2 separate regions of the Homo sapiens genome follow, and region 1 is linked to region 2. The links are chromatin loops, found by intact Hi-C in ENCODE. Cell type or tissue: chondrocyte. All regions are shown on one strand. Region 1 has its middle 50 kb from the start of THAP12. Region 2 overlaps EMSY (EMSY transcriptional repressor, BRCA2 interacting).

What was found. Hi-C counts contacts between places; a loop is a spot of excess contacts. Peaks named below come from ENCODE experiments on the same cell type or tissue, not always from the same donor. Only the 100,000 strongest peaks of a DNase experiment are listed, where the experiment ranks them.
Region 1: a loop joins it to region 2, with 2.6 times the contacts of the local background. A loop is called at or near these places in 11 of 110 quality-filtered maps.

Annotation. Positions count from the first base shown.
Region 1 is chr11:76,328,148-76,333,147 of GRCh38, forward strand. No RefSeq gene overlaps it. Among named protein-coding and RNA genes, the nearest start is that of THAP12, 50 kb to the right of the region's middle. In chondrocyte, no CTCF peak of the experiment used is centred here; a DNase peak (open chromatin) is centred at 2,704.
Region 2 is chr11:76,510,430-76,515,429 of GRCh38, forward strand. It overlaps EMSY (EMSY transcriptional repressor, BRCA2 interacting), which reads left to right. Exons shown (of 22, transcript NM_001300942.2): 11 at 2,957-3,106. Among named protein-coding and RNA genes, the nearest start is that of EMSY, 68 kb to the left of the region's middle. In chondrocyte, CTCF peaks have their summits at 2,873 and 3,079; no DNase peak of the experiment used is centred here.

The sequences.
Region 1 (5,000 bases), 180 kb before region 2:
GTTGGCTTCTGCAAAATGGGCCTCTTTCCCGCCTGGTGGGCTTTGCTCACTCTTGCCTCCTCGCTGCTTCTCTCTCCTCATGGACACGCCCAGTTTCCTCCGATTGCACAAAGCCTCTTTGATGAATGATGCCACAAAGAGGCTGCTTCAGGGGACCCAGGGTTTGGCCCACTCTTTGGGCCTTCCCACCCAATCTGTGAAATGGCCAATTGTGAGTATATGAATATACTCAGCTCTGACAGGGAACCTTTCAGAGGAGCACCATGGTTAAGGAGCTCCCAAATGAGGGCATGGGCCCATAGCAGCCCAGGTGGCCCCATTCCTACCCTGAGTGGAGGGGTAGGGACCCTTAATTTCTGTAACACAAGTCAGAGACACTCAAAGCAGGAAGAAGTCTGGTCAACCATATGTTTCAGGTGCCTTGAAAGTCTCAATATTTGTTGAATGGGCGAATGAATAAAGTTCAGCTTAAGACTTTTTTTTTTTTTTGAGACAGAGTCTCACTCTGTCACCCAGACTGGAGTGCAGTGGCGCGATCTCGGCTCGCTGCAACCTCCACCTCCTGGGTTTAAGCGATTCTCCTGCCTCAACCTCCAGAGTAGCTGGGACTATAGGCACACGCCACCATGCCCTGCTAATTTTTGTATTTTTGGTAGAGACGGGGGTTTCACCATGTTGGCCAGGCTGGTCTCGAACTCCTGACCTCAGGTGATCCACCTGCCTCAGCCTCCCAAAGTGCTGGGATTACAGGTGTGAGCCACCATGCCTGGCCAAGACTATTTTAAAGAAAGATGCCACTGCTGAACAGTAAAATCAAAGACCTCATTTAACAGCCCTCATCTGACAGAAGAGAAACATGCCCGGTGAAGGGCCCTTCTTGCTGACATTTCCAAGTAACACAAGGGACCAGGCAGGCGTCCCAAGCCCAGGTGTCTGATGGCTGCTCTTCTGCTGAGTGAGAGTCCCCCAGGACCCCGCTCCAGGGCCTGGGCTCACTACTCCATAAGCAGCCCCACTGCTTGCCGGCAGATCTGCAGCTTCCGCAGACACTTCCAGCTTTCAGTTCCTTGAACATTCCTGTCATTCCTTGGGCAAACCCACTCTACTCCACATTTCTTTGAACTTCCCCGACTTCCCTGACCCTCTGCGACTAGCTGTGTGACCCTGGGCAAGTTGCTCAACTTCTGCAAGCTTGAGCCTCCACATCATGAAAGCGAGAGAAGCATTACTGACCCCGAAGGGCTGCTGTGAGGCCCACAGCTCCAGCTGAGAAAGTGCATGATAAAGTCAACATGATGGGACCTTCACTCTGTGCCAGACATGTGCAAGACAGGGTTATGTCCTGCACAAAGCAGTGTAGGGGTTAAGCACAGATTAGATTCACAGGTGGGGCCAACCTGAGTTAGAATTCTAGCCCTACCACTGACTCACTGTGTAAACCTGGGCGAGTCCCCTTAGCCTTTCTAGGACTCTCTTTTCTTGTCTGTAAAATGGAGACAATAATACCTACTGTTGCTTAAAGGATGAAAAGGGAACCCCATAAACGAAGTGCCCTGCCCAATGCCCAGCATACAGCAGGTGCTCAGTGAAGGGCCACCTCCACGCACCTCCTTCTCCATGAAGTCCCCAGCAGGCTGGTCCTGCAGGTCCCCCAGTGATCTAGAGTCCCAAGTGTGAGCACTGGCCCCTGCTGCTTTGTAAGTCCTCTGCCCAAAGCTGTGGAGTCCTACTTGGGTCTAACTGGGAACACCAAAGTAAAGAGGAATGAGGGGGCCCCAGGATGGAGAGTTTGGAGTGGGGCTGCTGTGTAGGATGGCAGCCAGCAGGCCTGGCCCTGAACCCCAGGGCCACCACCTTTTTAAATCAGATCCTTCCCTCCAAGCAAGCAAACAATCTGGCTCTGGCGGAGGCCCTGGTCAAGCACAGCAGAACCTTTGTGAGCTCTTGACTCTCCCCCTGCCTCCCCACTTCATCCTTGTCATCGCCTGCAGGGAGCTCTGGGGGTGGTGCTTTGGGCAGGGGAGCAGCTGGTAGGCTGCTGGCTTAGCCTGATGTTAAAGGCCTGAGGGGCTGGTCTCACCCTCTAGCCACATCTCCCTCCAGCCCCCTCCTCCCCTCCCAGGCTGCCGCTTGGTCTTTGCAGGCATAGTTGTCTCTCCCTTTGATACTCTGGAGAGGTAGAACTGAAGTGGAGGCTAGGGCTGTGGAAGGGCAGGGAGAGGTCTTCGTTGCAAGAGAGGCCAGACTTGTCCTCACGCCCTTTGCTGTTCCTGGTGCGGAGCAATGCTTCACCTCCGCCCTGGCCAATTCTAAACCCTCAGACCCTAGTTTAAGTCTGTTGGCAGGGTAGCTGCAGCCCTGAGAGGTACTTTGCTCCTCCATACAAAGAGGTGAAACTCTCTAGACCCTCACAGGGCAGCTTTCTGTGCACCTCAGAGACTTGACGAGACTCCTGGGACTCCTGTCCTTGCCTTTCATGTGTGGCCATACCAGGTGCTTCATCACCACTCAGTAGAGCTTAGGCTCCAAGAACCTGCACTCTGAAACCTCTGTCTCTCCAAGATCTAACCTTGTACGAGTTATTGCTCAGAATCCTCCCGCTGCAGCCCGGACCCCTGGGTAGTCCCTCTTCATTCTTCAGGTCCAGCTGGGGAGGTGTCCCTGTAACACCTGCGCTTAGTACTGCCCTGCTTACCCATCACTGCCATGATGGCAGAGCCTCCGCCCGCCTCACTCACCGCTGGACCCCAGTGCCTGGGACAGGGCTGGGAACAAGGTAGGGGATCCAGAAACAAGTATTGTCTGCCTGGCCAAGGTCCCCCATCCCCTTCACTGTCAGCACCTGGACCCACCTTCCCTTCACTGACAAGGTGAGCATTATTACATGAAAAAAAAAAAAAAAAAAAGTCAGTCAAGTAACAAATGGAGAAAACATTTGGATGCAAGACACAAAATGCTAATTCCCCCTTGTTTTTGTAAAGCAATAAGAAAAATACTTTTGCTCATATTTTTTGTTTTTTTTGGAGACAGGGTCTCACTCTGTTGCTCAGGCTGGAGTGCAGTGGCATGATCACAGTTCATTGCAGCTTCAACCTTCCAGGCTCAGGTGATCCTCCCACCTCAGCCTCCTGAGTAGCCAGGACTACAGGCACGCACCACCACACCTGGCTAATTTTTTTTTTTTTTTTTTTTTGAGACAGAGTCTGTCGCCCAGGCTGGAGTGCAGTGTTGCGATCTCGGCTCACTGCAAGCTCCGCCTCCTGGGTTCACACCATTCTCCTGCCTCAGCCTCCCAAGTAGCTGGGACTACAGGCTCCCGCCACCATGCCCCGCTAATTTTTTGTATTTTTAGCAGAGACGGGGTTTCACCGTGTTAGCCAGGATGGTCTCGATCTCCTGGCCTTGTGATCCACCCACCTCAGCCTCCCAAAGTGCTGAGATTACAGGTGTGAGCCACCGCACCCAGCCATGCCTGGCTAATTTTTAAACTTTTTGTAGAGATAGGATCTCGCTATGTTGCCCAGGCTTATCTCGAACTTCTGGGCTCAAGTGATCCACCCACCGTGGCCTCCCAAAGTGCTGGGTTTACAGGCGTGAGCCGCCACACCTGGCCCATATTCTTTATCAAATTGAAAAAAACATTTTACAGAAAAGAGGAAACACACACATGATATATATATATACACACACATATAAATATATGTATATAATTTTTTTTTTGAGACAGGGTCTCACTTTGTCACCCAGGCTGGAGTGCAGTGGAACAATCATGACTAATTGAAGCTTTGACTTTCCAGATTCAAGCAATCCTCCTGCCTCAGCCTCCCTAGTAGCTGGGACTACAGGCATGTGCTACCACACCGGGTAGTTATTTTATTTTATTTTATTTTATTTTTGAGATGGAGTTTCGCTCTTGTCACTCAGGCTAGAGTGCAGTGACACAATCTCGGCTCACTGAAACCTCCACCTCCTGGGTTCAAGCGATTCTCCTGCCTCAGCCTCCTGAGTTGCTGGGATTACAGGTGCCCGCCACTACATCTGGCTAATTTTTGTATTTTTAGTAGGGACGGAGTTTTGCCATGTTGGCCAGGCTGGTCTTGAACTCCTGACCTCAAGTGATCCTCCTGCCTCCGCCTCCCAGAATGCTGGGATTACAGGCGTGAGCCACCACACCCCGCCTGGGTAGTAGTTTTAGTAGAGATAGCAGTCTCACCATGTTACCCAGCTGGTCTTGAACTCCTGGGCTCAAATTATCCTCCTGTCTCAGCCTCCTAAATTGCTGGGATTACAAGTGTGAGCCACCACACATGGCCCAACACTTTTATGTGTTTAAAAAGATGCTTAGTTAACTTCACTTATAATAAAAGAAAAATTAACTAAAATCGGTGAAATGTGCTTTTTGAGCTATGTCTCTCAGATTGGCTTAGACCAAATGGGCTATTTATGAGAGATCTACTTACATGTTTGCAGTAATGGGGAAAGATATTTGTTGCAGCATTGTTTAAAGCAGAGGTCAGCAACCTTTTTCTGTAAAGGATAGACAGTAACTATTTTAGGCTTGAGGACTATACAGTCTCTTGAACTCCTGGGCTCAAGTGATCTACCTGCCTCAGCCTCCCAAAGTGCTGGAATTACAGGCGTTGAGCCACCATACCCAGACTATATGGTCTCATTGTAGCTAATCCACAATGCTGCTGCAGCTCAAACGCAGTCATAAACAAACGTAAACGGATGGGTATGCCTGTGTTCCAATAAAATCTTATTTACAAATGTTGAAACTTAAATTTTGTATACTTTTCATGTGTCACAAAATATTATTTTTTCAAAATCATTTACAGGCTGCTTGTGGTGGCTCATGCCTATAATCCCAGCACTTTGGGATGCTGAGGCAGGAGGATCACTTGAGGCCAGCAGTTTGAGACCAGCCTGGCCAACATGGTGGAACCCCGTCTATACCAAAAATACAAAACTTAACTGGGTTTGGTGGCACATGCCTGTAG
Region 2 (5,000 bases):
TGCAGAAATAGGAAGTATCTAGGGTGGGGTAAGTGACAGACTTCTCTGACAGACCCCTGCTTTACGCACTGAGTGCTCACAGAGTCGGGGTAAGGGGTTGGGGAGCAGCCAAAGGTCCTCACAGTTTGCCTCGCTTGGTGGTGGAGTCACTGCCTCACAAGCCAGGGCAAGGGCTATCAGTACTTCAGTATACTCAGTGGTACTGTGCCCAAGGTAGAGCTTTGTCCACAAACTGGGGGCTGGGCAGAATAAGAGAGCTCTCACATCCATACTGCTCTTGCCCAGAACTTAGCCTTAGTAGTAGGTAGCTGAGTGCAGGATGATATAATCTGAAGTCTGGTTTCTCCTGAGAAGAAAACCTTTCAACTGGGAGCTGGCAGAGAAGGAATCCCGAGTTCTTCTTCACTGCAGCCATCTGGAATGGAATGTACCCCTTGCTGAGCTAGTAGTGGGGAAGGAGGAAATGCTCTTGGTTTAAATACCACAGATTTTGCCTTTCTCAATGAATTTTTTGAGATTTTATTGAGTAGATGTTTTTTCATTTATTATTTGCCCTTGGCACGATTTCTGGACCCTTTCAATGGTGGTTTTATAATTTTTACCAGCTTCACTGGGTTAGGGGGCCAGCAGAGCCGATGCCGCCGTGCCAGATATCAATATTTGGAATGGCTTTAAGTACATTGGAATTACTTTCTTTTTAAGAGACTGTAGAATTCTCCAATGCAACTATCTGAGCCTGCTACTTTTTGGCAAAGGGGTACAGCTCCTGAAATTTTTATCTGTGGAAATTTGTCTATTTACATTTTTTCTCTTTTCTGGGGTCAATATTGATAAGTAATAACTTCCTAGAAAATTACCTATTTGATCCAGATTTTAAACTTATTTGCATATAATTGAGCAAAGTCATTTTAAGATTATCTTAATTTTTTCTCTGTGTGCTTATTTCTTTAGAAGCTCCTTTTTATATGTGCTTTAAGAATTACTTAATTGTGGTCGGGTCTGGTGGCTCACACCTGTAATCCCTTTGGGAGGCCAAGGCTGGTGGGTCCCTTGAGGTCAGGAGTTCAAAACCAGCCTGGCCAACATGGTGAAACCCTGTCTCTGCTAAAAATACAAAAAAATTAGCCGGGCATGATGACAGGCCCCTGTAATCCCACCTACTCGGGAGGCTGAGGCAGGAGAATCACTTAAACCCAGGAGGTGGAGGTTGCAGTGAGCTGAGATTGCACCACTGTACTCCAGCCTGGAGACAGAGTGAGACTCCATCTCAAAATAATAATAATAATAAAATAATAATAACTGTAATTCACTAATGAAATAAATACTAGAAATTATTCCCCCCACAAACCTCAGTGCTTAAGATTTATTATAATCAGAATCTTAAAATTTCCATAATAATTACTGAATTTTTACTGTTCATTATGAACTTTACAGTTGTGATTTATTTAATCTTAACAACAGCCTTATGAGGTATATACTAATAGAATCATTATTTTATGGATGAGGAGACTGAGTCACAGAGATTATGTAGCCTGTCTAATTATATACTTAGATGTCATAATTTTAACAACTTTGTTGGCTACAAGAAATTTAAAATTATGTAAGGCTATTAAATAAATAGATCTGTTTGCTTCCTAATGTCTTAACCTAAATCACCATCTCAAAAAGTAATATAATTCTTAGTTGTCTATAACAACATATTTTAACTCATGAATTATTTCAGTGAAGATAGTAGTGGGGAAAGAGTGTTACCAAAAATTTCCTTCCTTAGCTACCAATTTAAATTTATAGTTGGCATAGGAAATTTTATTTTAACCCTTTTCTCATTTACCCCGAGAATACTTGCTGGTGGTGCTTGCAGCTGTAGCATTTACCCCAAGATAACTTTGCCAGGAAATATCTTGCTTTGATTATTATTTTTGCATTGCTCTAGTATATTGACTTTGGAAACAAAAGACATTATTCTATTTATAGCATTCTGTTTTTAGTAGTGGTATTTCCGTTTACAAAATATAGTAATTCTCAATTGCTGAAAATGTCAAATCCTAGAAGCTAGCATTCCTATGTGTGATGTTAACATAGTTCTCAAAAACAGTTTTTATATTTTATTTTCACATTGAAAATCACTCAGATTTGTTTCAGCCTCAAAGAGCATGTTTATATAAAATTAAATGAATGCAGGCAGCAAGCTACACTTTTTTTTTTTCTAAATGGGAAAAGGGTTAAAAGAATGTTTACATTTGGAAAGTCAATGTAACAATTATGGCATTATAAAGAAAAATTTAGAAAATGTAAAAAAAAAAAAAACCATAAATCACCACCCTAGCACTTTAGTTTTATTTTTGCCTATCACCTTCAAGTTCTTGTCCACACACATTTTTTTGTGTAGGTAGAATAATAATGTATCTTTTTTTGTATCCTGTATTTGACAAAGTGAGCTATTAAAAATTATTTTAAAAGAAGGCAGTTAAAAAATTCAAACAAAAAATGTTCTTTGTCTTTATAATTTTCAACAGCTTTTATGTAAGTTTAAGGAGTTGTGTGAATATTTTGGCGAAGTTGGGGATACATAAAAGCACATTACCTTTTGTTTCTGACCTCTTATGCTAGTCCTTTCATCCTAAGTATTTGTATGGAAAGGATTATTTGCCTGTAAAGTCAAGTCCAGTGGATAATTTGGTTTGAAAGCTCTTGTATAACACAATCATAGACAAAAGATTTGTTTTTCTTTATGAAGTTTGTTAATGCAATGTTTTAGTTGCATTTCTGAAATGAGAAATAAACTAAGAAAGATAGGAATTTGAGGAATAAAAGTTTAGAGTTTCATCAGTATTAAAAAAAACTTCTCTTTAGACAAGACTGAGTAAATGTGTGTGACTACTGCCCTCTTGGGTTGGTATAAGGGACATGTATTTAAAAATAATTTGTGCTGAGATTTATCTTTCTTCTTTCAAAGGTGTTAAAATCATCACACAACAGGTTCAACCAAGTAAAATCTTACCCAAACCAGTGACAGCAACTCTACCCACCAGTAGCAATTCCCCTATTATGGTGGTTAGCAGTAATGGTGCAATTATGACAACTAAACTGGTAACCACTCCTACTGGTAAGTTCTCTTGAGCATCAGTTCATTTATTCATCATACATTCATCAAACAGTTTCTCTGTACCAGCAATATGCTTGACACTTGGGATATAGAGATTAATGGGACAGTTTTTCAAAGAGGCCTTTCTTGATTCTCACACCCCTACTGACTGCCCTGACGTTAACTTTCTTTTGTTATTCTTTCTAATGATCCTTTGTTCTTTTCCTTTATAGCACTTCCCATAATTTCTTAGGTATCTAGTTGTATATTGATTTGTTTGATATTGTTCCTTTTATTGGACCATAAGCTCTGTGAGCGTAAGGGACCATATCCTTTTTATTTACCACATATATAGAGCTAGTCTGTAAGTAGGTGCTCAGTCAGGATTTGCTGAATGAATTAAAACAGTCCCAACCCACAAGGATTTCACTCTGATGAAGTTGAGAAGAGTATATGTTACATTACAGTTTAGTAAGCGTTACTGAGACTGAGGGAAGCACAGAATGGTATTGTGCCCTGATAGGCAAGCAACCAGCATATGCTGGAGGAAGTGACAGTGTTGAACATTTTGGATAGTAACACTATCTAAAATGTGACCTTGAGCAGATTACTTAATCTCTCTAAATGTTTTTCTTTGTTTATTTGTTTTTGTTTTTTTCCTTGTTTATTTAAATGGGATAATAATACCTATGCCATAACGTTATTATAAGTACTAAATGAAATCAGGTATGTAGAAAGTCCCCGGCATAGTGCTCAATAGTTGTCACTATTAATATTATAATTAGCCATTACCGTTATTTTAAATGTATGACTCTTTAACCAAACTTTTTGAGGATGGCTAGTATTTAGATGACAGAATTTAAATAGTGTAAAATGATACCTGTCTCAAGCTTATAAGCTGTCATTTATTGGCCAGTGTGTAAAGGTCATTACAGACATTGCACTTCATATCCTTTAGGCTTTATTATCTCCATTTTCAGCAACTTCCCCAAGGTCATGTAGCCAAAAAGAGGCAGAACTGGGGATTGAACCAGTTTGACTCCAAAACCTGTGCTTTCTTTTGTTTTTTAAATTGCAGTAAAATATATATAACATGAAATTTACCATTTTCAAATATATAGTTCATTGGCCTTAAGTACATTCACATTGTTGTATAACCATCAACACCATCTATCTCCAAAACGTTTTCATCTTCCGAAACTGAAACTCTGTGTTCATTCAACAATAATGCTTCATTTCCCCACTTTCTGAAGTCCCTGGCATCACCATTCTACCTTCTGTCTCTATGCAAAGCCTGTGCTTTTAAACACTATTATTCTTTAGTATTTTTATCATACTTCCCCTAAACTTTTCTAAATAGATAACAGTGTTATGCATATATGATTCTTCATGTTATGGAAAAGTAGTGAAGAATAATATTTTGTCTATTTATGTGTCTGTGTTATAATAAGTGTTTCTTTTTTTAACAAAAACTTAATTTGAAATTTTTCCAGATGTAATTTGCCAAATTCAAACTATGTATCCATATAGCATATTTACTTTGCACTAGTTTTGTGGGTTTTTTTTTTTTTTCATTCAGATGTATGCTTATAACCAATATAAACTAATTCTACTTATTGTTCCTCCCGTTCTCCCTTTTTGGGTAATGGTTGTATTTTTCAAAGGTGAATAACTTGGTAAAAGCATTTTTTTGGGGGGGGGGAGGAGGCGAGTATTGAAAATGGCTATCAAAGTGGTCCGTGAATTTGATTATCATGAAAGATTTCTTCAAGTGAAGATGATGTTATCTTAGTCATTTTTTTTTCATTCTCCCTAAGGCTATTGATGCTTAATTTAGGAATAGCCTTTCTGAGTTACTGGATTTGTAAGAAACTACAACAGACTCATGTAGTTAGCTTTTAATTCCTGTTTGGAG